Regions from separate parts of the Homo sapiens genome. Here region 1 is linked to region 2. Evidence: chromatin loops called from intact Hi-C (ENCODE). Cell type or tissue: sigmoid colon. All regions are shown on one strand. Links, peaks and the distances in the headings refer to the core of each region. The heading gives the core; the rest is flanking DNA. Region 1 overlaps DHX15 (DEAH-box helicase 15). Region 2 holds the start of LOC124900681 (a long non-coding RNA gene).

Region 1 (15,213 bases), core at 3,987-11,986, 79 kb after region 2:
TACTGATGAAGCAATATAACGTGCCTTACAAAACGTCTGATAAAACAGCCCTTATAATTAGTATTCAAATTTCCACAAGTGTATATTTCAATGTTTTTGGGCAATATTTACAAATGAAAACTTCGTTATTTATATCACCAAAATTCAACTCAACATTTTAAACAAAATGCCACATGGAAAAAAACTCAAGTTATAATCCAGTAAGAATGGACAGATCAGCAGAATCAAATGTAAATATTTCGGTAAGTGCATGGTCTCAACGGGATGACATGTAATACGTTACTACATACAAAGCAACTGTTAAGAACTATAATTCTTTATTGACGGAAAATGTTTAAAGCATTTACATACTAATATGATAGCTTGTTTGGTATACGTGCATGTTTTACTATATATTACATATGTTTTAGAAAATTAGTTAAGGACTTGGGAAATACATGTTACATATAATTTTTTTTTAAACAATGGGAAATGGGGATTCCTCATTAGTATTTTAACTCAGGACATGATTTTCAGGAACAGGTTACTGATATTAAGTTGAAGATGTCTGTATATGCAAGCAATTGATACAGAAGATGAATCAAACAGAGTCTGCTTTTACCATTTGTAAGGGATGATTAGACATGGATAGAAAGTGTGAGTGGCACCAAAGACACACTGTGAAATTTAAAAAGGTTTACTTCCATAGCAAAGTCAAGAAAAGCTTTACTGAAAAATAATAGCATTTAGGACAGTCCTTGACGGTAAGGTTAAGACCTACTCATGAGAGAAGGAAACAGCACTAGCACTAAAGTTCCATCTTAAAAAAACACATGTGGGAGAAATGCCTATGGGCACATACAAAAAATGAAAAGATTTATATTTATCCCTATTTTATTTTAAAAACACTTAATTTTATAAATCAAATAGCTTTAAAAATCATAGGCTTTTGCTGCATTAACTATTTTACTTAATATTAACACTTTCATTTTCTGATTTCATATTTACTAAGTAGTAGACTTCCCAAAATACTAACAGGAAACCTCAGGGATTTAAAAACATAATAGCAATCTACCAAGAGGGTATTTCAGAATAATTTACAAGTCAAAAACCAAAATGTTTCCTTTTGTCAGTTGAAAAGACTGACAACTAGCAAAGGAATAAGAAACCACATGTGGTTTGATGATGTTGCTGAAATACATTCTTCAGGACATTTAGAAAAATAATCAGCAACTAGAACTGAAGCAAACAACGACATACATAAGGTTAACAGGTGAAACTTGAATAAGCATAACCGGCATTTAATATTCTAGAAAGTCAGTTTCTTGTAGTTAAAGAAGCGATGAATTTAGAGGTAACTGGCAGACCTAGCAATCAAACCTGAGTGGCTAAAGTAACTGGAAAGGTTTTAACACCCCCAAGCTTGTATTCCTTTTATAACTTGCATATTACTTAGTCTACATAACACAGGGTTGTAGGGAATAAATTATGTAAGGATGTGGAAATGCTCTATAAACTATACAGAATAGGCCAGGCATGGTGGCTCACATCCGTAATCCCAGCACTTAAAAAGGCCAAGGAGGATTATTTGAGTCCAGGAGTTTGAGACAAGCCTGGACAACATAGTAAAACCCCACCTCTACAAAAAAATAAAAGAAATTAGCCAGGCATGGTGGCACATGCTTGTAGTCCCAGCTACCGAGGAGGCTAAGGTGGGAGGACTGCTTGAGTCCAGGAGGTTCAGGTTGCAGTGAGCTATGATCATGGCACAGAACTCCACCCTAGGCAACAGACTGAGACCCTATCTCAAATCTATACAGAACCAACTACATGCCTGTAAATACAGAAGACGTCTTCTGGCTTTCTGGAATTCTGGGGTGAAAACCATAGTTCTGAAAATATTTATGAAGAAAATCACTTTTAAAAAAGTTGTTCTGGGAAAAAATACATTTCACATATTTCTTCTATAACATAATACAATGTGATAAAAATTTCTCATGTGACCAACTCTTTAGTTACCATTATAAAAAGTTAATTTTTCTCCACAAAATAATTTCATCCTGTGTGTATGTTTTTTGTCTGGGTGAGTGTATTAAATTCTGTAATACTTAACAATTCGCGGATACATGATTCTGCAAGTGTTTAAGAATCAAATGATTTATGCCAACTTGGCAAACCCTCGTCATTATTGATATTAGTAAGAGCCTATTGCCAGCCAAAAGTCAAACCCTAAAATACAAGTGTTAAATTGAGTCCTTAACAAAAAAGCACAAGTTTTAGGCCTTTCTCAAGGACTAAAAATAGCTAAGGCTAAATACACACACACACAATGCAAAAGCGAACTAATAAATGACAAGATAAAAGCTTCTTTGGTACTTCAGCAGTTGAGTGAGGCAAGCCCTAACCATGTTCTAATTGTAAATGGCACACCATACAACCAGGAACCCATCAGGAGACAAAATGACCTTGAATTTGTCAAGGGATTTACATTATGACCAGTAAGAATCAATATAATTGTTACATGCTTTCTAGACTGCAACACTGCAGTAAGCGTTCAAAGAGCCTTAAAAAGTGTTCAAACCGCATTGACTAATATGGAACAGACCCTATGGTGAAAAGCTTGGCATCACTGTCAGGACATGCTAAGAGTAAATTTTCCTCCCTCAATAACCTGCCTTCTAATAGAACTCACTTTTTTTCTAATAGAACCACTTCCCCCCACTCCGCCCCCAATAACTCCACTTCAAAGTAGAACTCGCAGTACTTCATTTGCCCTACCTGAATACTGTCTGGACACAATAATGCATTTAAACTAATTTGGACTTTTAGTCCCCAGGGAACTCTGTGGTGGTCTCCAACACAAGGACATCAACTTATTTGCTTATAAACATCCCAGCAGCACCACAGTAAGCTATCTTCAGATCCTGGATCATTAAGTCTTTCTTTAAAACTACAGGACCATCTCCACAAGGGCCATTTCTCTTTTTCACTGAGCAATGTATGCTCTGAACCATATTAATCAGCGAAATGTAGGATCAACTATAGAAAAGTCAGCTATTTGTATGAACAAAATTAATGAACACTAAATATTTAAAAAATAATTATAGTTGTATTTTAATAACAACCAAATCCACAAAATAGCAATTTTAAGTCTCAGTCAAAAAATGCAGAAGTTATCTACTGAAGAGTAAACTTGAATGCATGTAAAGAATTACTGTAACTTTTAACTTAGTCAAATACTTGAATAAACTTCAAAAATTATCAAGAGGTAAAAATATTTACCCTCATATAAATATATGTTGCATTCTCAACCTTTCTTGATTGCTAAAAACTTGAAATCGTTCACCATTAGTGCTGTAACATGTTTAAAAGGCTGTTTTTTATTAGTACCACAATCAAGTTATAAAATCTATTTTTCATAAACTAATAGAGAAATAAGAAATGGCACTGCCTTATAAAAGGGACTCAAATATAAAGTTATACAGAATCACAATTAATTTGATGGAAATTAAAATTTGTATTAAGTATTATATTTGTTCAAAAACTTTCAACTTTTATATATTTGCTTTATGCTAGCTACTATCCTTATATTAGAACAGTTTAACAAAAAAATCAAATATTTTTTCACAATTAGACACAAACAGTAAGTTTAAAATTACATATGAACAGTAAAACTTGTATAGATCCCTCCTCTATAAGCCAGGCTTGTATGAAAACTTTAAATTTGTGCTTAACATGCTGCGCCTCAGAATGTTCTTCCTCATAATGAAAATGATGCAGCAACTGCCAAGGAAGTCTTCCTTTACTCTCCCTAGGACTGTCCAGGGAAGCTACATCAGTGCTTTTCTCAACCTCTAAGATGAAATTGACTCAAGGCAAGGATAACATGATTTCCCAGCAAGAGGTCCTACAGTTTCGGCTGAAACACCATCACTGGATGGCAAAGTGGCAATATAGCCCCTAGTTTTGAATTATAAGCTCATGATCAGTCCTCAGAGTGAGCCCATCACCAGCTGTGGCCATCATCACATATCCAGCCACTGCTGAGTCACTCTTTTCAGTAAGACAAAATTCTCCTCAGCATCCTAAGGATTTAAAACACAAAAAGCAAAACAGAAACAAAAACTTTAATTTACTTCAACGACAGCAAGAGCTCAGATGTGTAACTGTAGTAAATATGGGCCCATATATCTCAAAGAAGAACTCAATGAAACGAGAAGTACACAAAAGGATGCACAAACAGGACATCTTTGTTGTACACCAGTTTCACTCAATGGTAAACAAACACAACGTTTTAAAAATAAAACAAATACAGATATACAAAGTACACATGATTTCAAGACAAATGAAAACTAGGCAGGCTGAGGGCTGGGCGTAGTGGCTAATGCCTGTAGTCCTAGCACTTTGGGAGGCCCAGGAGGGGGGACTGATTGAACCCAGGAGTTTAAGACCAGCCCTGGCAACATAGTGAGACCCCATGTTGTTTAAAAAAAAAAAAAAATTAAAGCTTTGCCTGGAGGATGCATTAACTTATTATATAAATATTTAAGACATATATGTCTCTCTCTCTCTCTCTCTCTCTCTCTCTATGTATGTATGTGTATATATATATATATATATATATATATATATATATATATCTATATCTATATCTATATCTATCTGCTGATGGGGACTATATATCTGCTGATGGGGAATCAAAGATGTCTTCCCAGCCCCTCAACAAAGTATCTCAGAAATAGGGCTGAAATAATCTTGTTCCTGTCCGTTTGACAGGATCTAGATGAAGCTTCTGCATTCCAGGAACTCACATACTTATGCAGTGTGATCAGTGCTACTTTTTTTTTTTTTTTTTTTTTTGAGATGGAGTCGCGCTGTCGCCCAGGCTGGAGTGCAGTGTTGCGGTCTCAGCTCACTGCAACCTCCGCCTCTAGGGTTCAAGCGATTCTCCTGCCTCTGCCTCCTGAGTAGCTGGAATTACAGGCACGCGCTACCACGCCCGGCTAATTTTTTTGTATTTTCAATACAGACAGGGTTTCACCATGTTGGTCAGGCTGGTCTCAAACTCCTGACCTCGTGATCCACCCACTTCGGCCTCCCAAAGTGCTGGGATTACAGGCCTGAGCCGCCACGCCCGGCCAGATCAGTGCTACTGTTATTAGAGGTCTGCACAGGGTCAACATTTCACACCTATAGACATTACATTTGGGAAGCCTTAAACAAAATTATGGGCAGAAGGCCAAGGCACCAAAGAAAAAGTGCTTACTTTATAACAAGTGATTTAATAGGAGAAAAGACAGTACTTGGCCAACATCCTTTCTTAACCCATCCTAACTAATCTTCCATTTGCTAAGGAGGCACTACCTAGAAGAAGCAGTACTCATTCTTACTTTAGGGTCAAGAGATATGCGGAACCCTACAAATGGATATTATTTTGTTGTATAAAACCTAGATCACAATCACCCATAACTTAGTCCTTTATAACTGAATACAGTTTATATCTCATAAATCATTATTAGTGAAATATTTATAAAGAGCATTTCTAATGTTACCTTTCTTCCAATTGCTCCATTCTGTTTTTTGGGAGGTGGAGGCTCAAAAATGCGTTGCTGCTGCTGAGGTGGAAGTGTAGAATACAATGGAATGATTTTAATGTCACCAACTTCAGGGCCCAAATCATCAACTTCACGCTTTATTCTCTTACAGGCTTCATCAATTTCCTACAAAATAAAAGTGAGTCTAAAAACGAATACTGAAACATTTTAAAGTATTTATTATAATCCTAGTTCTATGCAGTCTGTTTTATGTATGCCATCTTCTTTCACTTCATGGATACCCTGTTTTCAATTTAGTAACCAAAACTAATTTAGCAAATTTCAATGGGATTTCCAAAACAATCCAAGAAACTTTCATTTTTGTATTCAAATGAATATATAACTGCCTTATTTGCATTCCACACCCCTTTTCTTAGAGTCAGATTTCCTAATTAATTCTCAACAAATTGTACTAAAATTGAAATTTCTCACTCAGGAATATTTAAATGCACTCACGACCTTTTCAATTTTCACAATCTAAAAGAAATTGATGTGCTAGACATTTTAAATAAGCCAATTAGGCTTTAATGTCACGTATCACTAATGCAATTATATGGAAGATTTGCTTCATTGTGCCTAATGAGAACAAACACCTTTACAGTATCAACACAGATATTTAAGAACTAGGCTAACCCAAATGTCTTAGGCAGCTACAAATTTTTTTCTCAGAAAACTACAGTCACACGTTGCTTACTGACAGGAATATGTTCTGAGAAATTTGTTAGGCGATTCTGTTGTTGTGTAAACATTCTAGTGTATTCACGAACCTAAACTGTATAGCCTATTGCTCCCTAGGCTACAAACCTGAGGAGCATGTTATTGAAGTGAATAACAGTAGGCAACTGTAACACAATGGGAAGTGTTTGTTCATCTAAACAAAAGGCATGGCAAAAATATGGTATAAAAGATAAAAACCGCCAGGCACAGTGGCTCACACCTGTAATCCCAGCACTTTGGGAGGCCGAGGTGGGCGGATCACCTGAGGTTGGGAGTTCGAGACCACCCTGACCAACATGGAGAAACCCCGTCTCTACTAAAAATACAAAATTAGCTGGGCGTGGTGGCACATGCCTGTAATCCCAGCTACTCGGGAGGCTGAGGCGGGAGAATCGCTTGAACCCGGGACGCAGGAGGTTGCAATAAGCCGAGATTGCACCATTGCACTCCAGCCTGGGCAAAAAGAGGGAAACTCCGTCTCAAAAAAAAAAAAAAAAAAAAAAAAAAAAACGGTAAAAATCAGTACACTCATATAGGGCATCTGCCATGAAAGAAGTCTGCAGGACTGAAAGTTGCTGTGAGTGAGTGAGTACTTAGTGAATGTGATGGCCTAGGACATTCTGTACAGAACTGTAGACTTCATAAACACTGTACATTTTGGCGATACAAAATTTATAAAAAAATGTATTTTCTTTTTTTTGATATATTTTTCTTTCTTCATTAAATTAACCTTAGCTTACTACAACTTTTTAACTTTATAAACTTCTAAATTTTAACTCTGACTCTTGTGTAGTAACACTTAGCTTAAAACACAAACACACCGTATGGCTGTGCAAAAGTATTTTCTCTTTATATCCTTATTCTATAAGCTTCATTCCAATTTAAAATTTTTTACTTTTTCAACTTATTAAACTTTTTGGTTAAAAGACACAAACACACACTTAACCTAGGCCCCCACAGGGTCAGGATCATCAATATCACTATCTTCCACCTTAACGTATTAACCCACTGGAAGGTCTCCAAAGGCCAGTAACACACATGGAGCTGTCATCTCCTGTGATAACAATGCCTTCTCCTAGAACACCTCCTGAAGGACCTGCCTAAGCCTGTTTTACAGTTAACATTTTTAAGTCGAAGGAGAACACTCTAAAATAATGATAAAACATGTAGTATAGTAAATACAAAAACCACTAACAATGTCCTATTATCATTATTATTATGTACTGGACATAATTGTACATACTATATAGTACTTTTAAAACAACTGGCAGCAAAGTAGGTTTGTTTGAACTAGCATCATCACAAAGCAGTGAGTAATGTGTTGTGCTGTGATGCTGCAAGGTTACGTTCAGCTCCACTATAATCTTACGGGAGCAGCACCACAGCTATCTGAGAAGTTTGTCTTGACCAAAACGTTGTTATGTGGCACATGACTATATTCTAACACATGTGCATTCAAGAGGAGACATAATGAATATCAAGACGGAAAAAAAGAGAGAGACAGATTATGTATGATAGCTCTGGGAGAGGCAAAGGAACTTAAAAATGGAAGGCAGCACTGCGGACAAATGTATTCTAAATTTTATTGAAGTATTAATTCAATTAAACCCAGAAGTATGTAAAACGCTTATTATACACTAGGCAGCCTGTCCAATAAATGACCCAATCAGAAGCTACCCTTGTCAACAAAGTGCGTGTTTTTTTCAAAGGACAATGATACTAAACGGTGAGGAAGAATTTTAGGACATTTACTTTATATTTTTTTAATGTCCAACTGTGTCTCTATATCAAAAAACACAACGTTCTTAAACACAGTAAGAACAAATAAATTACTTTTCACTTATTTCAAACACATCAGTTTTTTTTAAAGGTTATCTGTCTCAAAAATTGTGACACAGAAAACTATTAAAGATTCAATGTTACTAGATCCTCCTTTGAAATCTCAAGTTTCTAAAAGAAAATGAAAGTAGATGCTATTCATCTAAATAAAAAATATAACAAAGCGAACAAATATTTTTTGAAAATACTGCTTTCAAATGTTGTATCTAGATTAGAATGCCCCCTGCTGGCATGCAAATAAAAAATTAAGAGCTCTCCAACTTAAAAAACATTTGAACATAATATAAAACTAGGATTCCAACATTTAAGAGTATCTGCAATTTTGTTAATTTTACTGTACATAAATGAAAAATAAATGCTCAGAAATCACAAAATATCCAGATTTCACACATTAAAAATTAAGTGCTTAAATTAGACATTTGCTTTGTGATTCCAGTATTTTAAAATGACAATTCCAACTTTACTGGAGATTAGACTACCCAATCTGCTAAGTATGCAAGGAGCTAAAACAAAATGATGACTATGTAGGATATAAAGGCATCTCTAAAATGTGGAAGAAATCCCGTAACACTTAAGTTTTTAGATAAAGTCCTAAACAGCTTTAAAACTTGCAATAAAAATTTTCCCTGAGGTTTGCCAAACTTCCAAGAAGTCAACACTATCAGCTGAGAATGCCACAAAACTTATCTGCATTCATCAGAATATAAACAGAAACAGGTAGTGGAGGAAAAGAAGTTTCAACAGCAGCCATCTGCTTAGTCATTAGCAATACTGAGAATAAAGACAGACAGTTCAGGAGTTTTTGATTTGAGAAAAGATTTTTAACTCCAAAAGCAGCAATATGTTAGTAAATTAATCTGGACCTTACCAATTAACTCACTGCATGTTGAAAAAAAAATTTACTAAGCAAAATTAAAAATAAAATTATTTAATTACAATCACTCTTATCTAATTACTATCTAGGCAACACTTTAAACTGTTCTCTCTCCCTCCCAAATTAACTCATGTGACTACAGAAGCACTTTTATTTAGTGGTCAGAATATGTTCTTAAAAACCAGTTTTAAATTTTTATGAGATTACTCAATTTCATGGAGGCTATTCAAATTTATGAAGAAAGGAGTACTGATTTCGCAGTTGCATTTAACTTACCAAGTAAAAATAATGAAGGTTCACAAAAATGAGAAGGTAATATTTACTTTAGACCAGCTCTACTACTAAATACAACAAATGAAATGTAAACAAAACGTTAGGTTTTCTGCTACCTTCTCCCCAAAACTCTTCAAATTCAAGACTGGGAATCTAAAGATAACTTAAAGAAGCAATGGTATGCAAAAAAACAGCTGACAACTAGAGCAGCATTTTATTTCATGAAAGACACTCTAGCATACATCTGAAAACCCTTCGGCTTACTCCCTTCCTTTCCCCAGCTGTGGGATTCACAGAAAATACCGCACAAAGTTGTCTCAGAGAAAAACCTTTCGGGTCCTTAACCATGAGGCCATTTGATATTTCTGATAGAATCTCAATACGCTTATGTTATCTGAGAATGATGACAATTTTAAATAGTGATTTAAAAAATAAAAATATGGCCAGGTGCAGTGGCTCACGCCTGTAATCCCAGCACTTTGGGAGGCCGAGGCGGGTGGATCACCTGAAGTTGGGAGTTCAAGACCAGCCTGACCAACACGGAGAAACCCCATCTCTACCAAAAATACCAATTAGTTGGGCATGGTGGCGCATGCCTGTAATCCCAGCTACTCGGAAGGCTGAGGCAGGAGAATCACCTGAACCTGGGAGGCAGAGGTTGCGGTGAGCCGAGATCGCGCCACTGCACTCCAGCCTGGGCAACAAGAGCAAAACTCCATCTCAAATAAATAAATAATAAAACAAAATAAATAAAAATAAAAATATACTATGCACTTTGGAGGAAATGAGAAACTAGAGACCAGACACAAGAGGACAAAACGATTATCCCAACAGCCTCAATACTACATTACAGCACAAATGCTGTTTATATGCCATCAAAAAAGCATTTTGGGGCCAGGTGTGGTGGCTCGCGCCTATAATCCCAGCACTTTGGGAACCCGAGAAGGGCAGATCACCTGAGGTCAGGAGTTCGAGACTAGCCTGGCCAACATAGTGAAACCCCGTCTCTACTAAAAATTAAAAAAAAATTAGCCAGGTGTGATGGTGGGCACCTGTGATCCCAGCTACTTGGGAGGCTGAGGCAAGAGAATCGCTTGAACCCGGGAGGCAGAGGTTGCAGTGAGCCGATAATCATGCCACTGCGCTCCAGCCTGGTTGACAGAGCGCGACTCTGTCTTCCCTCCCCACCCCCAAAAAGAAAAAGAAAAACCCTTTCGTAAAAGGCTTTTTAAAACTTTGTATTATCCAAATAGCTTCTGAATTTATTTAGCCACTCAGGTATTCCACAGCACACCTATAAACACCCTATTGAAAAGAAGCTTAGAAACGCTACATCTGGCCGGGTGCGATGGCTCACGCCTGTAATCCCAGCACTTTGGGAGGCCGAGGAGAGTGGATCACGAGGTCAGGAGATTGAGACCATCCTGGCTAAAACGGTGAAACCCTGTCTCTACTAAAAATACAAAAAATTAGCCGGGTGTGGTGGCGGGCACCTGTAGTCCCAGCTACTTGGGAGGCTGAGGCAGGAGAATGGCGTGAACCCAGAAGGCGGAGCTTGCGGTGAGCCAAGACTGCACCACTGCACTACAGCCTGGGCGACAGCGCAAGACTCCGTCTCGAAAAAAAAAAGAAATGCTACATCTGAGAATAAAATTTTAAATGAAGTAAATTCTAACTAAGAACTTTTAGTAATCCTTCCCAAATTTCATGAGCATATGGGAAGACAAAACCAAACTGAAGTGTTTTGATGATGAATAGGCACCCAAGTTCACTCACAAGCTAAATACTGATGAAGATAACCTGATTTCAAAGCAGCTGTGATGCACATTCATGCTTCAGCATAATAGCACTTATATCCCAGGGATCTCTTAAACTACAATTGCAAAATCTTGAAATTCCAAAAGCATTTAACACTCTTAAAATAATTATAACACAAACTCTAGTGGTATACAGAAGTATTCCTACAGTATGCAGATAAAAGGGGTTATATATTTTACATATTAATACAATCAGGTTGAAGAACATTGAAATAAAAAATATGATTAACATGTTCTTATGATTAAGGTTGCTGCATATTAGAAACAGTATGTCAAAAGCTAAATAATGAAGAAAATTAAAACAATACCTCTTGACCAGTTAAGAAAAGAAGAAGATCTCCCTCTTCCTCTTCACACATATGAATCTGGATAACTGTTCGAATTGCTGCTTCAAGATAATCTCTCTCTGGTTCTGGAGTATAGAAGATCTCAACAGGATGTGTACGCCCAGGAATAGTTAGGAGAGGACAGTTATCAAAGTAAATCTGGAATTTTCCTGCATCTAGAGTAGCGCTCATAACTATAACCTGAAAGAAAACAGTAAATTATTTGAAGCTGTCTTCAAGGATTCTTACATGGTCTTACAGTATAGCAATATTTACTATTCTACATATATCAGCTATAAAAATGCCCATGAAAACCTTCAAATAAACTGTAAATGAAAAATCAAATACATAATGGCTGAACTATAGTAAAAGTTATTTACATTTTTAAAAATTTAGAAAAAAAATAAATGCACAAACTACAGCATTTCTTCATAAAATACCTTAAAATCAGATTTTATAAAATTATATGTAATTCAGATTGCTAAAAGAAAACATTAATATGCAGTATAATTATTGCTACCATTATTAAAACAAAACTTTGCAAATAGGAAAAAACAGAAAATGCAAAAAAAAAAAATAAGTGGACCAGATATAAAAAGGTTCCTCCATAAAAAGTTTCATAAGAGTTCTTAATTTCTACTTTCAGGTTCTCACTAAAACCTTGGTAGCACAATAAATTTAATAAATAATGATAGTACTCACATTATTCTTTAAATATATTTTTTAAAGCATTGATCTAATTTGTATAAACAAAAACATGCTCAGGCCTCAGTTTTTTTTCTAAAGACCCAGAATCTTTCTTGCCAGTGTTGAACCCTTGTTTGTTTGTTTGTTTCTGCTAAGAGTCTCACTCTGTCACCAGGCTATGAACCCTTCTATAACACTTGTATCAACAAGGGATGAGTCTACATTCCAATGAATAGTATACACACACAACACAGCAAAAAGGGGAACATCATAGACTTTGGGGGACAAAAATGTCAGAAAATAGTTTTAGGCCCTTAATCAATACAGTAACAGGGGCCAAGGTACATGTGGTATGGAGGAAAGAAGTAATACACGAGGGTAAGTGACTACATTTCTAAGGAGCTGCCTGTCCTGTGTATAGTTATTTCCACTCTCCAGCATTATAAGTTACAATGGGTGTTTGTGATGAGACAAGGACATGGATCTGAGGGAGAAAGATTTGATCCTTAAGTAAAATAAGCCTCTGTACTTAATGAAGGGTACAGTGAGTAGCACAGTTACACATATATGTTATTAGATTATAAAAGAACTAGGTGGGTTACAAATTGAGAAGATTGGGCTTAAAAATGCATTACTATAAAGGGGGAGAAATAAAGTCTAAAATGAAAGCACAGCAAAGCAGAAACAAAACAAGAAGGTACTTACTAGTTCCTTCTTTTACAGGTGATTTCTTACAGTTGGTTATTGATCAGTATGTATTCCCCATTTTTATGCCCACATACACACATATATAGTTAAATGGAGAGAAGAAATTACTTCACCTTTAAATCTGATCTCTGTCTTACAACTTCCTTCAGAACACCCATTAGAATATCTGTAGCCAGTGTCCTCTCATGAGCCTCATCAAGAATTATTACACCATAACGCTCCAGGAGGGGATCATTCATAGCTTCACGAAGTAACATCCCATCAGTCATATACCTATATTCCAAAGAACATGTTGGTTAAAGGTTCCGTTAGGTCATTTTAAAACCAAACTTCGTGACAAAAATGAAATGCAAAGACATAAGGTAAATTAAAAATAAACTTCTGCCCCAAACAAATGTGCTACTGTTTCATGATCAATTGCAAAATTAAGTTTCAAGAAAATCTTTTAAGAGTATACAATGAAACAAGATATGCTTCATCAATTCTTGAAAAATGTAATACTGAAATGTACTGGGAAGACATGATATGACCAATTATGGAACATAATGATCACATGGTTTCACATGAATGCCAAGGCAAAATTCGTCATTTTCAATTTCTTAAACCTTTTAAAAACATACAAATATTCAACACGCAAAATCTAATAAACCATTTTAAGTTGCTTCATGTCACACCACTAAAATGTTACCACATGCAAATAAACATTTTTTGTTAAGCCTTAACAATTCCTTACTTAATAAGCTAACAACAGGCTCTTGGTTCAAAAGGGCTGAAAGCGTGAGTCCTCCCACCCCAAAGAAATAATCTTAAAGCACAAAAGGAATTCAATAATAAAAGAAGTGGGACTGAGGGGCAGCATCAACACTAAACAAATGCTGATACATAAATGGAAGATAAAAACAAATGACGTCAGATTGATCAATGAACCAAAAAGGGAAACCAGGCTTAGTTAGGGATGGCTCAAGTGAAGGCTGCTAATATGGACTCCAGTTATCACAAGACAGGCGCCACGTAAGAATGAAGGCAATGAGATCAAGGGTCAAGATTGTATAACTTTGCAGGGGTCAGCTATCTCCTGTCCATTCCACACTGGTTACTGATGTCACTATGAAAAACAACTATCTTCCTTTTGGCACCTGGACAAAACACAGGATGCCTTTAGATGCTTAAGTCACAGCTCATCCAGTTAGATAAAAACCCATTATTTTATTTACGGATTTAAAAGTGGTATTAAAAAATCTGAAGCCATCATTTATGAATTCACCATTTTGGCTCTTTTTATGATTAGTCTAACCTAATCTTTCATGGACCAACTGGATATTTTTAGCTCATGCCATCTGCTGGAGCATTAAGTTCAGCAAATTGATAGTGTACAACAAAAAGAAGTGAATTCTCTTTATTTCACCTAAACTTAATTCTAAATTTCATAAACTATTGGCAAACAAATCCATCTTAACTCATTTATATGCTTTATGCTTCTTGTCCTTGGTCATATTTTTAAAAATAAACTACCACATTCCTGGGAGGGACAAACAGCATTAGCTATAAGGTTATTTTATGTAAGACCAGGAAAGAAAAAACACTGCCAATTAAATTATGACTCAGTGCCTTAAAGACAGTAAAGCATAGTGCAAGAATCAGCAACACTATAGCCCTTAGCTGCTTTGAAATTTCTTTGATCTGAGGACGTTTGGTAATTTTTCCTGTCTTCCGATATATCACAGACACGAGAGAGGCAATACTCTTGTACATGATCTCAGTAGCAGAACATAACATACAGCTTCCTCTATTTGTGAGTTACCTCTCTTAGCTTCAATAGAGCGGTCTGTTGATTTGCAAGGCAAAAAAAAAAAAAAAGGATTGGTTACTCTTCCAACATTTGCTCAAATACTAGCATATTTACACCCTATTGCTCCATTTCCCAGCCTCTTGATACTCAGTGCTCATTTCAACATGGAATCATAGTGTAATATTTAATATTTCTGAAGGCATTTAAATTAGCAAATACTCTCAGTATATACAGACCCAACAATTCACATTATTTGAGGTGAAAATATGTACAGCTAGATCGAGTTCAAGCATTCACAGGCAATAATAACCAAACTGCCACCAACTACAAGACCTCAGTAGATTGTGAGACACATTGTAACTTCAGACAATAAAAACTTGAGAAAAAAGTCACAGAAATGATAAAATATGACTTTAAGTTGAAAACTTCTTAAAACTAGTTTTAAAAGTCACCTTCTTTATTTTGATCTTTTTTCTCCTCACATTCCTCAAGCTTTAATCAATCACAATATGGAGCAGAGCTAACCAACAGACATTCCTTTTTATTTTTCTAAGGGAAGAAATGTTACAGATGGCAGACTATAAATATTATAAATTAGATTAATGGAAAT
Region 2 (15,213 bases), core at 4,657-12,656:
ATTCAATTTGATATTTCCCTATTATTCAGAAAGGGTTATATATGCAAATAAATATACATTCTGGTTGCAACATTAAATAATGAGGCAAACTACAGTTTATAAAATGCAGTTGTTCCATGCCACATTTCATTTTAGGAGAGGGAGGCCTACAGCCAACTGTGAACAATTACCAAATTGTCAGTGGAATTCAATAAATGTTGTTTAAAAAAACTAATTATTTGTTACAATAACCAGCTACTACTGCCACTTTGTATTTGGAGGTTTGTAAACTACTTCCATTTGAAATGTAATTGATTCCATTTTTATCATTTGTTCAAGTTTATGTGGTTGTTCTCATCCTAAGAGATGATAACATCTATTTTCAGCAAATTATACATTATAATTCCTCATTCAAAAGCTGTAACAGAAAACAAAATGCTAATTTATGCTGTAAATGAAACTACAGAATCATAATCACTCATTGTTAACATTAGGGACTAAACTGCTACTGGAAATAATAAATTGGAGCAGAATGTGTAGGGGTTGTTGGTTAGCTTTTTCTTTTTCTTTGCATCTTTTTTGCTTGTTATTACACAACCAACACACTTTCTAATACTCTTTCAGGCAAGAGATTACATGGATGTCTTGTCTTCTTCCACAAAGAAGCCAGACGTTCACTGGGCTTTTAGCTATTACCTGCAGCTCTCTATTTGAAATCTATAGAAGACGTGCTCACAAAGCAATCAGACGTGCACACTACAGAGGGGAAGCAGATTAGAACTACACACCTGCTCTTCCACATTCCATTAAGTTTCCACATCTACATTTCCCTTTGCATCAACCATCTCCTCCCCTGCCCGCTTCCCTCCTCCCCTCCACCGCATGTTTCTCCTGTATGAAGACCCCAGCGTAACCTCTTCTGGTCAAGGTGAGCCTCCCCCAGTAGCAAGCTTCCCCTCTGCTTCAGCAACTACACCGAACAAATGCATAAATGCACATAAACCCAGTAACTTTTTTTAAAGATGGGGTCAGTAGCTACGATTACAGGCACACGCCATCACACCTGGTTATTTTTATTGTTCTTTAGAGATGGGGGTCTCCCTGTGTTGCTCAGGCTGGTCTTGAACGCCTGGACTCAAGGAATCCTCCTGCCGCAGCCTCCTGAGCAGTTGGGATTACAGGTGCGAAAAACCGTGCTCTGGCAAAATCAGTAAATTTCAATAAATATAGTCAACCCTTATTAACACACACAAAAAGGGTGGGGGTGGATCTGGTACCATATTCTAGACACTGCTTTGTTGAAATAACGATCTTCATGTGAAAATAATGTAATACCACCTAATGGCATTTTCTCCTTTCTTCTTTTTTTAAAACATAGAATCCGAAAGAAAGAAACATTTTAATATAATTATTATATCAAAAAGGTGAATTTTTCAAAAGGACCAAAAAGTCACACTGCCTTCTAGAGTAAATCACTTTTCTGCTGCCCTTTTATTTAATGCCGTCTGCTGTACACATTTACCTCTTCGCTGGCAAAGTGTGATCATTGATTTCCTATGGTCTCTCTGGAAGGAAGTTCTGCTTCCTTGATGATGAATACAAGGGGTAGGTGACCCCATTCTCATTCCAATGCAAGCCTTGCACTTTTACATTTCCGCTAGGGCTACAGGAACGTGAAAGCAGTGAGAAACTCCTTGCCCTCTTCATAGAGACTGTCTTGCTGTAACTACTGACATTTAATGTTTTCCCTCCGCTTCCCACAACTGTATTTTGGAAGATCACAAAATAAGGGCTGAACCACTAAAAGGCATTAGTTCATGATGGACATAAATGTTAGGCGCATGATTCAGTACAGAAGATACCTGTTATAACATGGCCGGGATGAGAAAGGTAAATTTCAGCCTAAATCTCAAATGTAACTATATGTAGCACAAGCGGAAAGTGACACGGATTAGCTCATGACAGTGTATCCCTCACTATATATATGATAGGGTTTTGATACATCTGAATGATTATAAAATTATTCTATTCATGTATCTCACAGTTATATTTCTTCTGTCGAATATTTTATTGATATTCATGTACATTTGGAATGAGTGCCCCACTAAACCATAATTATTCTGTTTTAGAAGGCCCTGTCTATCTCTCAGGCTAGATCTACCATTCAAACCAAAAAGAATGGTCAACTCAAACATCTAGTCCAAAAAGCATCAGGTAGTTATGGTTGATTCCACCAAAAGAGACAACTTCACCTCGTTCATCAAAAAGAATTCTATCTGGTTATATAAAAGAAAGTGGGTAAACTTGGGCAAACAAAGGAGATATTCACTATTTCACAAAGCTGGCAAATAAATGACACCATTGCCAAACTTGCCAGAAATGTACATGTGGCCACACAATTTCTTCTGTGTTGTAGCAGAAAGTGAGTACAGTGGGGATAAGAAGAGGAAGCTGGCACAAGTCTGTCTGGTGGAGGGCCCAGCTTTCCCTGACTAGCGCTGAGACCTTAGGCAAGTCACTTAATTCTCTGTGCTTTGTTTGCCTCATCTATAAAATGGGAATAACAGTAAAAGTACCTACCTCATATGTTGTTATGGAGATTAAATGAGTCAAATATTTATAAAGTATATGGAACAACAATTGATAAATGTTAGTCATTGTCACTGCTCTTTAATTACCAAGTTTAAGGTTTACATATATTACAAAGAAAAGCGAAAAACAGCACTTTGGGAGGCCGAGGTCAGGAGTTCGAGACCAGCCTGGCCAACATGGTGAAACCTCATCTCTACTAAAATACAAAAATTAGCCAGGCGTTGTGGCGTGCGCCTGTTGTCCCAGCTACTCAGGAGGCTGAGACAGGAGAATTGCTTGTACCCAGGAGGTGGAGGTTGCAGTGAGCTAAGATTGCACCACTGCACACCAGCAAAAAAAAAAAAAAGAGGAAGGAAGGAAGGAAGGGAAGGAAGGGAGGGAGAGAAAGAAAAAGAAAAAAAGAAAGAAAGAAAGAAAGAGAAAGAAAGAAAGGAGGGAGGGAGGAAGGAAGGGGAGAAAGAAAGAAAGAAAGAAAGAGAAAGAGAGAGAGAGAGAAAAAGAAAGAAAGAGAAAGAAAGAAAGAAAGGGAGAGAGAGAGAGAGAGAGAAGGAGGGAGGGAGGGAGGGATGGAGGAAGGAAGGAAGGAAAGAAAAGCGAACAATGTTTTCCAGCTGATGCATTAAGTAAGCCAGCCTTATTGGAAGACCTGCAACAAACTCTTTTCCTCTCCTATACCCCTAGGAGAAACCCAAAGTCAGAAAAATTGGAGTTATGTGAAAAGTGGGGTTCTGTGAGCTGGATTTACAGGAGGATTTCTAAAATTTATTTAAGGTAAGAACGTAGAAATGCACTTAAAACTCTTTTGCAGTTCATACTACATCTTCAGGGAAATAAAAATGTTGAAAAGGTATAGAAGCCCAGTTGATATTTTTTGAACTTTGAGGTATTGGCTATCTAACAACTTTGTAAATGGAGGACATTCCCAAGTCTTGGCTCATCTCCGGGGATGCCAACATTGTCACCACTTTAAGAATTATGAAATGTCCAGAAAGAAAGAAAAAAAAACACTGAATTCTTTATGGTATTTGGACTGAATGGAAAAGAAGTGTTCCTCAGTGGGCTGCTTTCTGCTTTGGCTATCCATATTCATGGAGGTAATGCCAAGCCAAAAAAAAAAAAAATGGGCAGTCAGCACAAGCTTTCGACAACTTACCCACGTCCATTAATGATTCTGCACTGAAACTTCTACCTTGCTGGAGAAGACACAGTGAGTATACAGAATTATGGGTACTGGCTAATTCAAAACAGTCACTGCCTACTCTGAGAAGATAGTTCCCTTATGAAGATGCCATTTTTATATTTCTAGTCTGGAAAATTTGGGAAGTGGTGGGGGCAGGGAGCAGATAAAGAAAAGTTTAAAAAGCAGGGTCAAGCCTCGTGGTAATGTCTTTTACGTAGCCTCAGGTTAAGCTACCCAGTAACCAAAAAGCTGGTCAATCAGGTGAGTAAAGTCAGATGTCTGGCCTCATGGACACTCGAGCAGTCAGCTAATTGGCTCCATTTTTCACTTTCAATTGATTGATTCAATATCATACAGACCTGGCCTGCTTCGATTTGGGCTTACATAGTGACAGCTAATAAGGTGACCTGGGTCCAAACTGCAAGCAGTAATAACCACTCCACAGTCAGCTTTCTGATGGAGACAGGAAGCCGAAACAACTACAGGAGAGAATCACAGGTTGAAAAGCACAACATCAAAAGATAAAGCTCGGTTTTGGAAGCTTGCACTACTGCCATCCCTAGGCGTGAAACTGTAAATTAAAGAATGGTCTGCTGTCTGCTGCACTGAGCCAAATCAGAGACATTTCACATATACACTTTAACTGGGGGTTTCATTCTAATTGAAGAAATGAATTCCACCTAAGCAGATGCTCCCCCCCGCACACACACACTTGCTATGATATGTTTTGCACATTGGCAAGTGGGTGCAAAATATCTGCAACATGGTCCTCTCAGATATAGGACGAAATTTCCCAGTTTTTAAATGGTAACAGATGTAGTTTCGGCTCTAATACACATTGGGCTCTCTCCAAAAAAATCACCCCTCCCTCCCCAGCTTCAAGAATAAAATGTCACAGAACAAGTAAAAACCTGGTCAGTGATGATTTGTGGCTGGGTTTTTGTTGTTTGTTTGTGTTTCTGTTTTTCAGTAATGAATAAACACCCTCATTGTTTCCAATTTTCCAGGTCTATATATCAAGAAGCTCCATCTTCATTATTTTTTTTTTACTTGCTTGTTTATAACGAGAGGCGTCATAATCATGTTTCTTGTGAAAATGAAAGTAATCAAAATGCCTTGTGATTCCAGGAAAAGAGCTTCTTAGGGAGACATGCCTGCCTGCTACTGATGTTGCAGAAAGGTTCCTTTTACATGGTATTAGATGTTGAGAGCACATCATATTGATCTAGAAATAAAAAGCTTGATTTTTTTTTAGTACAGTCAACGCTTACCTTCATAAGCACTATATAACACTAGGAAAAGGATTTTTAATTGAGGTAGAGTAAACAAATTATATCTGAAGAACATTGCCATTTTTAGGAAACGCAGGATATGTAAGCATTTTGGCAGCAATCAGGGTAAAATCATGAACAAGTCTCACTCTTGCAAATTTGGCCCAGGCCTTCCTATAGCAGCTCTGCCCGAGTCCAAGATGAGATTTAAAGTATCGCCTTTGTTGTATTCTTTTTCTTCTTAGGAACAGTTAGGAGCAGGTTTCTCAAACATGTGCCCATGCTCAAATGCTGAAAATGCAAACTGGAGATCAGTAAGGCCCGTTATGCACATGTATTCTTCATCTCTGAAAATGGAGATTGTGGCAGTGTTGGAAACCGCAAATCCTGGTAAGATTCACTGCCCCGGCTGCATTTACCACCAGAGATTAAAGCTTCGGTAGCATCTGACGCACCTTCCCCTAATGATGTACATCTCTCATTTGTTTCTGTACTTTATCTTAAAGTTCATACCACACCACTGGAAGAAGAAATCAATACTTCAAATAATCTCCTCTCCCCACCATACAATTTCACTGCACTAAGAGTAGCACAGTACCCAATACCAGCCCGAGAGCCAATCATTCTCCAGAGAGCAGAGCCAGCTGCTTTATCAGAAATTCTTTCGATTTTCTTAGCAACATGAGTATCCCCTTCTAGAAGAAAGATGTTGCCTCTTGGGGAAACGCTTTTCCACCTCAAGTTAAACTAACTTTACCTGAAGAAGCCGGTAGTTTTCCTCTTTTTAAAACGCCCCCCTCCGCAAATGGTTCTCTCTTTCCTTTACTCCAAACCTGCCCCCATCCAGTCCCTCTCTCCCACCTCCTCTGGTTTCCTAGGAGTTTGCACGTGATTGCCTGTCTTGTGAAATCCAGCCGCAGCCCTTCGCTTTTAAACGCTCTCAAATGACTTGTTTCTATCTCGTTAAAGATGCTGCGAAACCTCCCATCTCTGCAAAGCTGTATCACTGCTTCCTTAGACCCAAGTCTCCTTCCTCTCTTCCTTTGGAGGAATACAAAGTGCCTGAGTTTCACGGCCCCGGGGTGCAGGTCGGAGGCACGCGCCTGGAAACTTGTCCTAACGCCTCTGACTCCAGGACTGGGGGGCGCGGCGCTGCCGAGGATGCCCGAATGCCGGCCGGGCTTGTACCGGGTGCGTGGTTCAAGCCTTTCGTACCCGCCTCAGTCCTCAAAGACGAGCAGGGCTTGGTTTCTGACTCATCGACAGACACAGACACACACACACACACACACACACACACACACACACACACACACACACTCTCTCACACAGGCAGGCACGCGGACGCCCGCTCCTGGAGAGCTGGAGTTTGCGGAGCCGGAGTGGTCGTTGGCTCTCGGCAATCCTGGGCGGATGCAAGGAAGCGTGGAGAGCACCCAAGGCCCGCCAGGCGGGGCAGGATAGCCTGAAGGAAGCCACCGGCGCCGGCCACGGGCAGCCGGGCACCCTCCGGGCCCCGATCGTGCTTCTCCAGGCCCCCAGCTCCAGCGCCGGCCCGACCACCTCAGTAGCTCCTGCAAGTTTCTACTCGCAGCGAGGCCTCGTGTCTCCCGGCTGCCTCACCGCGAATCCTCACTCCGCGCGCCTGGGCTGCCCTCCCGCCCCGCCCGAACGGCCGGCGTACTTCCCGGGGGCAGCCCAGACGCCCCCACCCGCGGCGGCGGCCCGACGGTCTGCCCAGAGCTCGCCGCCGCCTCCCGCTGCTGCTGCCGCGGCGGCGGGAGCCTCTCCAAGGCTCCGGGCGGCCCTTATGTATTATTCACTCGGATGGCCGCAGCGCTTTCTGGAGAGCCCACGCCGGAGAGGTCTTCACCTGGCAGCTAGTAGTTTGGCGATTTGTTTCTTGGAAACTTGGGGTGATGCGGAGGCGGCGGCGGCGAACATTTTTCGGTTGCTTTCGGGGTTTGTCTTCTCTGCCGGGAGCTCGCAGGAACGCGCTGCGCCCCGGGCCCGGGAGGGAGCGCGCCAGCGCCGGCGAGCGCGGCGGGCAGCCCCGCAAGCGGCCGAGGCTGGCTGGCGGGCTCCGGAGGAGAGGCGCCGCGGAGGCCAGGCGAGCCGGGCTGAACGGAGCTCTTTTCCTCGACACCCCCCACCCCTAGCGGGCCAGCTCCCCCCGCGGTGCGCGCTCCGCGGGGCCCGGGAATCCCCGGCGCCCTGGACCGCCCACCGAGTAGCTAATGCCTTTCACCATTGCTCCTCCACCGCTCCTCTGGCCCCAACTTTCCCCAGCCCAGACACGCGAGCGCGCGCGCACACCCACACACAGACACACACCCGCGTGCACACACACACACACGCATACACGTACACACATGCCTCCCCTCCCTCGACCCCAGCTCTACTTCCCCGCGTAGTTTGGAGATGACAGATGCCTGTAGACTTTCACCAACAAGCGGTGGGGGCAGCAGACTACAACAGTTATTTAATTAAAAGGCATTTTTCCTCTCTCTATTTCTCGCTCCAGCTCCCAGAATAGCTTTTTCACCCCTAGACCCTGAGCACATGCCTGTCTCTCCAGGTTACCAGTGGCCCGCTGACATCCATCTCCTTCCACGCCCCCCTTCCGGCGTCTACCCCCAGCGTCCCTGGGCCCCCCGAGTCACACCGACACGCACACCTACAGGCCGGCGGCGTGGAGCGTCTAGGGCACGATGCAGCCGGACTGCATTGCACAGTCATCAAAGTTAAGTGTGTTTGTGGGGTGCTTCTGTGCCCCAGGGGAGGCGCGGGGTCAGGAGGAGCGGAGGCTCCACTCTGCACCCCACCCCCCCCACCTCCGCGGGTCAGGGGACGCCTCTACTTGAGATTGCAGCCATTTTAGGGAAAGAGGCGGCTCGGGCCCCGAGGGGAGTGGAGGGGGGACAGCACGTCGCGGGGGGCTTGCGGCTCTGCAGCCCCTCGGCGCAACTGGAAGGCGGGTAGGCGCCGGGCGCACAGGGGCGCGGCGCCCGCGGCGACTTGGGGAAGGTTGCGCTCGAGTTCCCTGGTTCTGCCTGGAGTTGTTCGGGGTAACGCGCCGGCTCCTGCCTCTTTCTCGGGTTCCCGCTGGGCTGGGAGGTGGTGGGGGAAGGTGTCGATGGCAGATTGGGCACGGGAGGAACGCGACAGAACCTGGAGACTGGAAAGCTAGCGATGGGGGAAGGGGGGGTATCTCCTCTCGCCGGTTGGCGCTGACCCAGACAGTGCGACCCACTTGGCCCCCCATCCTCCCCACCCCCTCCCGAGCCTCTGCCTCCCCACCAAGTACCAAGTGAGCGCGCGGCAGGGGGCAAGGGGCGCGACGCCGCCCGGCACCGAGCCACCCCTTACCTGGTTGGAAGGGGTTTCCCAGGAGGAGCCGTAGTTGTAAAAGAAGGAAGAGAAGAGGGTGTCTTCCGACAGCCCGCAGCCCGCCATGCTCTGGATGCAAATAAAATGAGGAAAGAAAAAAAAAGCACACATACACAAAAGCAACCCAAAATTTTAAAAATCAAATTAAACCAATAAGCCAAGAAGAAATTCTCTCGAAAATAAAAGAAAAGGAGGGGGAAGGGAATGGCAAAGGGAACGGAAACTCTCGGCGGTGCTCCCTCTCCGGGAGAGGAGGGATGCTCGGGCTGCCGCCGCCGCCGCCGCCGCCGCCGCTGCCGCCTTCTCAAGACGGTACCTAGATAGGTTCGTCCTGACTTGGGCAGCCGCCGCCGCCGCCTGTGCCGGCTGCGTGTGTGCGCGCGTGTGTGTGCGTGTGCGTGTGTGTGGTGTGTGCGCGCAGAGCGAGAGACCGCAGGGGAAGCGAGAGGGCGAGATAATGAGCGAGCCGGGATGGAGGCGCAGAGGCAGCGCGAGCGGGCGGGCGTGTGCGCGCGGGGGTGCGTGCGTGTGTGTGTGTGTGTGTGTGTTGTGTGTGCGCGCGCGCGAGCGCGCGCGTGTGGCTGGGTGTGCGTCTGTTTGGGGAGCTCACCGGAGAGCCGGGGCCGTCACGTGGGCGCGCTGACTCCGCCGGCTGCCGGGGACAGCCTGTACTACAGCCCCGGCCACTAAATCAGACCACGCCGCCAGACCTTTTGCAGCCCGCGGCCGGCCGGCCGCCTTCTCCGACCTCCTCGCCATAGCCGCCGGGCCATGCGCGTCCCGGGACGGCAGGGGGCGCGGGTGAGGCCGCGGGCAGGTGGATGGATGGGTGGGGAGTGGGCCGCCCTGAGCCCGGGAAGAGGAAAAATGCTCGAGGAAAAACACAGGCGCCCACCCCCCCGCTACGTCCGGCAACCTCCTGGCAAGCCTTCCTTCCGCCCTGTTTGAAGATTTTTTTTTTTATTCCTAAAATTGCTTTTCCATGCAGAGACCCCTCTTCCAGCCACTGGAAAATTATTTTCACATAGTTGCTATGTCCCGCTTTTCTTGCTTTCGCGATCCCTCCAGCCCCCCCGCGCGCGTGTCCACGCAGGCACAGACACACCGGTGCCTGCCTCCTCCCATTCCAAATGCAAACCCACTTCCTTTTGCCGGTTGCTGTAGTTAAGCTAAGTCAATGCTACATCAAACTAGGCTAGGCTGAGAGGACTGGAAAGTGGATTTAGGGGACAATACTGCCCCAGCAGGAAGAAAGGCTCTAGTTTGGCGTTCTGTTGATTTAACAGTTTAAAACGAAAATGGATTTTGTAGCTTCTGCACTAAAACTCAGGCCCCTTGAGTCACAATTATTTAAAGGGAGCTATTCTCTAAAGTCCATTATATGATATAAAAATGTAAACGGATATAATGTCGTCTTTCTCTCTCTCCTCACAAAATGGTATTTTAGAACCAAATCTTTCAGTCTTAATAATTGGGTGGCTGAAAGGTGTGTTTTTTTTTTTTCTGCAAGAAGACATTCTTTACTTGCTTCCCCTTACTCTTTATACAGATATTTATAGAAAGTAAAATTTAAATAAAAACCAGCATATCTGTGTAAGATGCTCTTAAAAGTATTTGAATCCTTGCAGGAAGACTTGAAACAACCTCTTAAAGGCAGTTTATATTGTTTTCTTTCTGAATCCCGTTTCCAAATGCTGCCTATTTTTATTCAAACCAATTGTGTTTTTCCAAGAGTTCACACTTCCACTTGTAAATTCCCCACTGGAGGTCGAAATCCTCTGTGAAATAAACATTTCCACAGCAACCCAGTGATGTCAGAAACGTCGGCTAGTGATTTCAGAGGGGAAATAAAACAGGAGCAAAGAATGGCTCTAGAAAGACAGTTCCTTCATCCTTGCGAATAGCATGCCTCCTGGTAGAAATTCAGAAAACATTTCTGGCTAAATACCTGTTTTCTTTTTCTGAGATTGACTTATTTTTCAAAGGCATGTCAAATGATCTTTAAAAAAAAAATAGGTCACCATCCTCTTTTCTGGATTGGTGAAGAATGCTGTTTCAAATCAGTGGTGCCTAACCACACTGGCCACTGTAGATTTTTATAAGGGGGGGATATATTTTTTCTAAAAATTGATGTTGGAGAGAACATTGAAAGATGAAATTTTACGTACTAACTTCAGGCCCAAATAATGCTGACTGACCTGGCTTCAAACTTACAATAGTTTTTTTAAAGTATTAGGCACACAGAAGTTCTATTCAGTTATCGAAATTGGTGCTGATCTCACCAATATTGAATAAAGGGGCTTCTCCATTGTTCCCTCTATTGTTTCCTGTGTCTCCTGGCTGAGAAAAAGAAGGGAGGAATTCTTCATACTGCCCCTAATTCAATCCCCTTGCAGTCCCACCCCTATAAACATTAAATGTAAAGAGACCAGAAAATATTAAATTAGGCCCAATGCCTGTGTTTTCTTAGGCTTCCTATCTAAATAACATTTATACAGAGCATTATAGAAATGTCCACTTTGTAAACTGCTTTTCATACATACGTTAGCCCAAGTTAACATTCTGTTCCTGCAGCCACTCACTGATTCCCTGATTTTAGCTCAGGTCCCACATTCACACCAATGGAAGTTCATTCTGTCTGTGTTATCCCATCATCTATTTGTTGGATAAATGGATTCATTTCTCACAACAATTTTGGGAGAATCAGGACTCTTTATCTCCATTTTACAGATGTGGAAAGAGGCTCAGAGATGCTAAATAACCTAACCCAGGTCCTGCAGCTACAAAGTGATAGAAATTGAACCTAAACTTTGTGACCCCACCTACCTCTTTCTTCCAGATCTAACTGAGCCCATCACAGGCCTGCTCTTCTATGAACATTTCCCCCCTGCATACCAGATGGAGTAAGTGATTCCAACCCTTTCCCCCCAGTTGATGTCAAGTGTACATTTGTGAAATGTCTTAATTTAAAAATTGATTGCATGTGCTCATCACTGTCCACAAGAGCCCTGTTAGGCAGCAATTATTAGTTTTTTTTTTAATAGACCAGGAAACTGAGGCTTAAGGAAAGACCCCCCTCCCCAACTCCCCCTCCTTCCTACAGCTAGTAAGTGGAAGAGCTGGGTCTTGAACCAAAGACTTCTGGCTCATGCCTCTCTTTCCCTGAACAAACACACAGGAAAACAGATACATGGATCCACCTAGCAGGCCCAGGGCCTGCAGAGGCATCCAGGGATAAAGAGGCAGGAACAGGTTTAAAAGAACCTCCTCTGGGCACAAACAGGGGAACACTGTATAAAAGTCTCACCTCCAGCCTCAAACGTTTGTTTCCCCTCAAGTCTCCAGCTCTTTCTTTTTTCAACAGGAAAGCCCCCAAAGACGGCCACCTGAATAGTTTTCTGATAAAATGCCTCCTTCCCTGCTTACCCCTCTCCCTGGCAGCTCTGTCACCCCAAAAGAATTCTGCCTTCCTTGATAGATTTGCTCACCTGGCATCACCACAGTAACCTGGAGGTTTGTTTGCTAGTTCTCAGCAACATAAAACAAGCTGCCACCCCACCCCCTACCCTCACCGGGGCCCAGAACAGATGGAGACAGCCCCTTGGGAAGCAGAGGGAGCCATAAGCTCATTGAGAAAAGATCACTCCAGCCACCTTGCCAACTCCTTGCTGTGCAGTATTCAGAAGTCTGAAGATGGAAACCCAAAACAGAAAGCTTTTGATTTCCAGATCCGCTGTGGTTGTTTCTCTCAAGACAAACCAAACTTTCTTCTGCATGTATTCCCCTATCATATTGCCAAGTCACAATTTGTCACTTTGAAAATATGGAATTTGTTGAACTGATATCATCCTATTAGTGACAAATCCATCTTTATTCATAAATACTTTCCGCCCAAGAAATAAGTTTTGTATTAATATTGTATTGGAAATTAGTTAATAGTCCAGATGATGTGGGGTGTTTTCCTTGTTTATAAATGAGGTGCATTAACACTCTCGTACCACTAGGGTGTCATTTAGTGAATGACTGCTCAGCTCTGCAGATGCAAGAGGCCAAATTCTTGTAGATGTGAATAAAAAATGATCATTTTGGCTAAAACTGCAGATGGGAAGCAGATGTAATGTACAGAGGAAGTCGATTTCATTCCATCTCTTTCCTTTATTAAGTCTGTTAATTTGTCTTATTTAAAAAAGCATTCTGAATGCAAACACGTGTTAACTTGAGGCAAAGTGAAAACCAATATCATTCCTGCCTTCAAGAAGTTTACAGTCTCAACAAGTGTTTGGTCTATTAGGATTTGGGGTTGCCACTATTACTTTGAAACTGTTTAAAAGTTTACATCTCATCGAAATCATAATTACCCTGGGGAAAGATTAAAATTAAGAAATTGTGAGACACGGAAATGTCAGGAGGGCAAAAGGAATGTATAACAGAAGAGGAAGTTACCTTTTGTGGAAAACACGTGATGCCAAGGCCAGGGAGGAGGGTGCAACAGTTAATGCAAAAAGAAACTGAGGCAGGGCCGGGCGCAGTGGCTCACGCCTGTAATCCCAGCACTTTGGGAGGCCGAGGCAGGCGGACCACTTGAGGTCAGGAGTTTGAGACCAGCCTGACCAACGTGGTAAAACCCTGTCTCTACTAAAAATACAAAAATTAGCCATGGTGGTGCACACTTGCAATCCCAGCTACCTGGGAGGCTAAGGAGGGAGGATCGCTTAGATCCAGAAGGTGGAGGTTGCAGTGAGCTGAGATGCCACTGCACTCCAGCCTGAGAGACAGAGTGAGACACTGTCTCAAAAAAAAAAAAAAAATCAAGAAAAGAAACTGAAGAAGAAATGAACCTCAAAACAGCTACAGCAGTAATAATAACAAATAACTTAGTGAATGCTTCTAACGTGCCAGGCATGATATACAGCACATAACAATCTCTTTTGCTTTGGGCTTCCTTGAGAAAAGGATTGGAGTGCAAGTTGTTTATTTGGGAGGTAACCCTAGGAAACACAGGTAAGGAAGTAGGAGAAATGAGAGAAAGAAGTGGAGGAGGCTGTAAGGAGTGCAACTCTGGGTAAGAAGAGTTTAGTTCTGCTTGGGACCCTCTGGGAGGCAGTGTGGAATGCACAGTCTAGACTGACCCTCCTGGAAGTGTGAGGGGCTGGGGTATTTGCTGATCTTCCAGCTCCTCAGTGGAAGGCTACTCCTAGGTGTTGGTCACTCCCGGGCACATCCCACCTGTGGCCAGCACAGGCAAAGTGGGGTCTAGCAGCCAGAGTAAGTCCTCGGGCAACGGGGTGCTGCTGCTGATGGAATCTGGGAAATTCATGGAAATGGTCATGCGTGGAAATGGTCAGGGTTGTGCGGATCTGAGTTGGGACCAACAGCATCTGCGACACAAACATTAACTCATTTAATTTTACCAAAACCTTATGAAGTGGGAACGATTACATTTCCAGTTTCTCCCAGGAGAACACAGTCTGAGAGTGAGGAGTGGCATCTGTTGTTTTTACCCAGCTAGTGTCGGTTCCCTCTTCTGGGAACAGCCCCCTGCTCTTCCTTTGAGAAACATTCCCTTCCCCGTCTCAGTGATCTGACCTCACTTTCTCACTCCAGGGATGTGCAGGGGACCCCAGGTGACCGGATGAGAGCTCTGCCTCTCCAGAGCCATAGAGATTTTCACCAGAGCCATAGAGAGGCGTGCTCTCTCTGCTGGGAGAGCAAGGCTGGGAGAATGTGTAAGCCTGGCGCTCTTCCAGGCCATTTGACTCCCACCGGAATGAACCCAGCTGCTTAAGAATGAAGCCAGCTCAGAAGGAAAGAGAGCCTGAGAGGAAGCACTGCAGATTCCTGACTTAGATCCTTTGAGTAACTGGATCCAGCCCAACCTGAAGCTAGACACCTCCCTGGACTTTCTAAGTGTGTAAGCCAATAAACGTCTCCTCATTATAAGCCAGTCTGAGGCTGATTTATAGAAGTTAAGCATTTTGGCCAAGATCGCACATCTAACAAGTGTGGAGTAATATTCAGATCCATACAACCCTAATTCCATATGTGCTAGGGTTCTTAACCACCATGCTGTACAGTGGCAAATAGCATCTATGGCTGGACAGAGCTCAGAGCCACATCCTTTCATTGCCTGGCCCTCACTGGGAGTCTCTTCCCTTCCAGAAGCAGCTGCCAATTTGTTTAACAGAGTAATTGATCAGGGTACATCTTGATTTTCTTTGTTTGTTTGTTTTTGACTCTCATGGAGGCAAACATCTCAGCTGTATTTGAATTGTTTGTTGCATCAAATCATTAAATGTCTGGACATGTCTCGATCACTTGGTGAAAGGCTGGAGTGGAGGTGAGAGAAAGTGTAAAAAGAAAATAGGGAATTAAGGCCAGGCACGGTGGCTCACGCCTGTAATCTCAGCCCTTTGGGAGGCTGAGGCAGGTGGATCACTTGAGGTCAGGAGTTCGAGACCAGCCTGGTCAACGTGGTAAAACCCCATCTCTACTAAAAATACCAAAAAAAAAAAAAAAAATTAGCCAGGCATGGTGGTGGGTGCCTGTAATCCCAGCTACTCAGGAGGTTGAGGCAAGAGAATCGCTTGAACTTGGGAGGTGGAGGTTGCAGTGAGCCCAGATTGTGCCACTGCACTCCAACCTGGGTGACAGAACAAGATTCTATCAAAAAAAAAAAAGAGAAGAAGAGGAAGAAAAAGAAGAAGAAGAAGAAGAAGAAGGAGAAGAAGGAGAAGAAGGAGAAGGAGGAGAAGGAGAAGAAGGAGAAGAAGGAGAAGGAGAAGGAAGAAGAAGGAAGAAGGA

The links. Peaks named below come from ENCODE experiments on the same cell type or tissue, not always from the same donor. Only the 100,000 strongest peaks of a DNase experiment are listed, where the experiment ranks them.
Region 1: it touches region 2 in a loop (3-fold over the local background); 8 of 110 quality-filtered maps call a loop at or near these places.

Annotation. Positions count from the first base shown.
Region 1 is chr4:24,543,324-24,558,536 of GRCh38, forward strand. It overlaps DHX15 (DEAH-box helicase 15), which reads right to left. Exons shown (of 14, transcript NM_001358.3): 4 at 12,928-13,087; 5 at 11,402-11,620; 6 at 5,532-5,699. Among named protein-coding and RNA genes, the nearest start is that of MIR573, 31 kb to the left of the region's middle. RefSeq lists an enhancer at 9,867-10,435. In sigmoid colon, for the core only: CTCF peaks have their summits at 8,338 (motif pointing left) and 8,539; no DNase peak of the experiment used is centred there; H3K27ac peaks cover 41 bases.
Region 2 is chr4:24,463,984-24,479,196 of GRCh38, forward strand. LOC124900678 (a long non-coding RNA gene) reads left to right here. Exons shown (of 4, transcript XR_007058074.1): 3 at 3,253-3,342; 4 at 5,268-5,343. It overlaps LOC124900681 (a long non-coding RNA gene), which reads left to right and starts at 9,281. Exons shown (of 2, transcript XR_007058077.1): 1 at 9,281-11,315; 2 at 14,017-14,352. It also overlaps a transcript of PPARGC1A not described here. RefSeq lists an enhancer at 7,252-7,753 and a silencer at 9,135-9,274. In sigmoid colon, for the core only: CTCF peaks have their summits at 9,148 and 12,406; DNase peaks (open chromatin) are centred at 6,388, 7,268, 7,798, 9,048 and 2 weaker places; H3K4me3 peaks cover 4,332 bases; H3K27ac peaks cover 536 bases; H3K27me3 peaks cover 1,036 bases.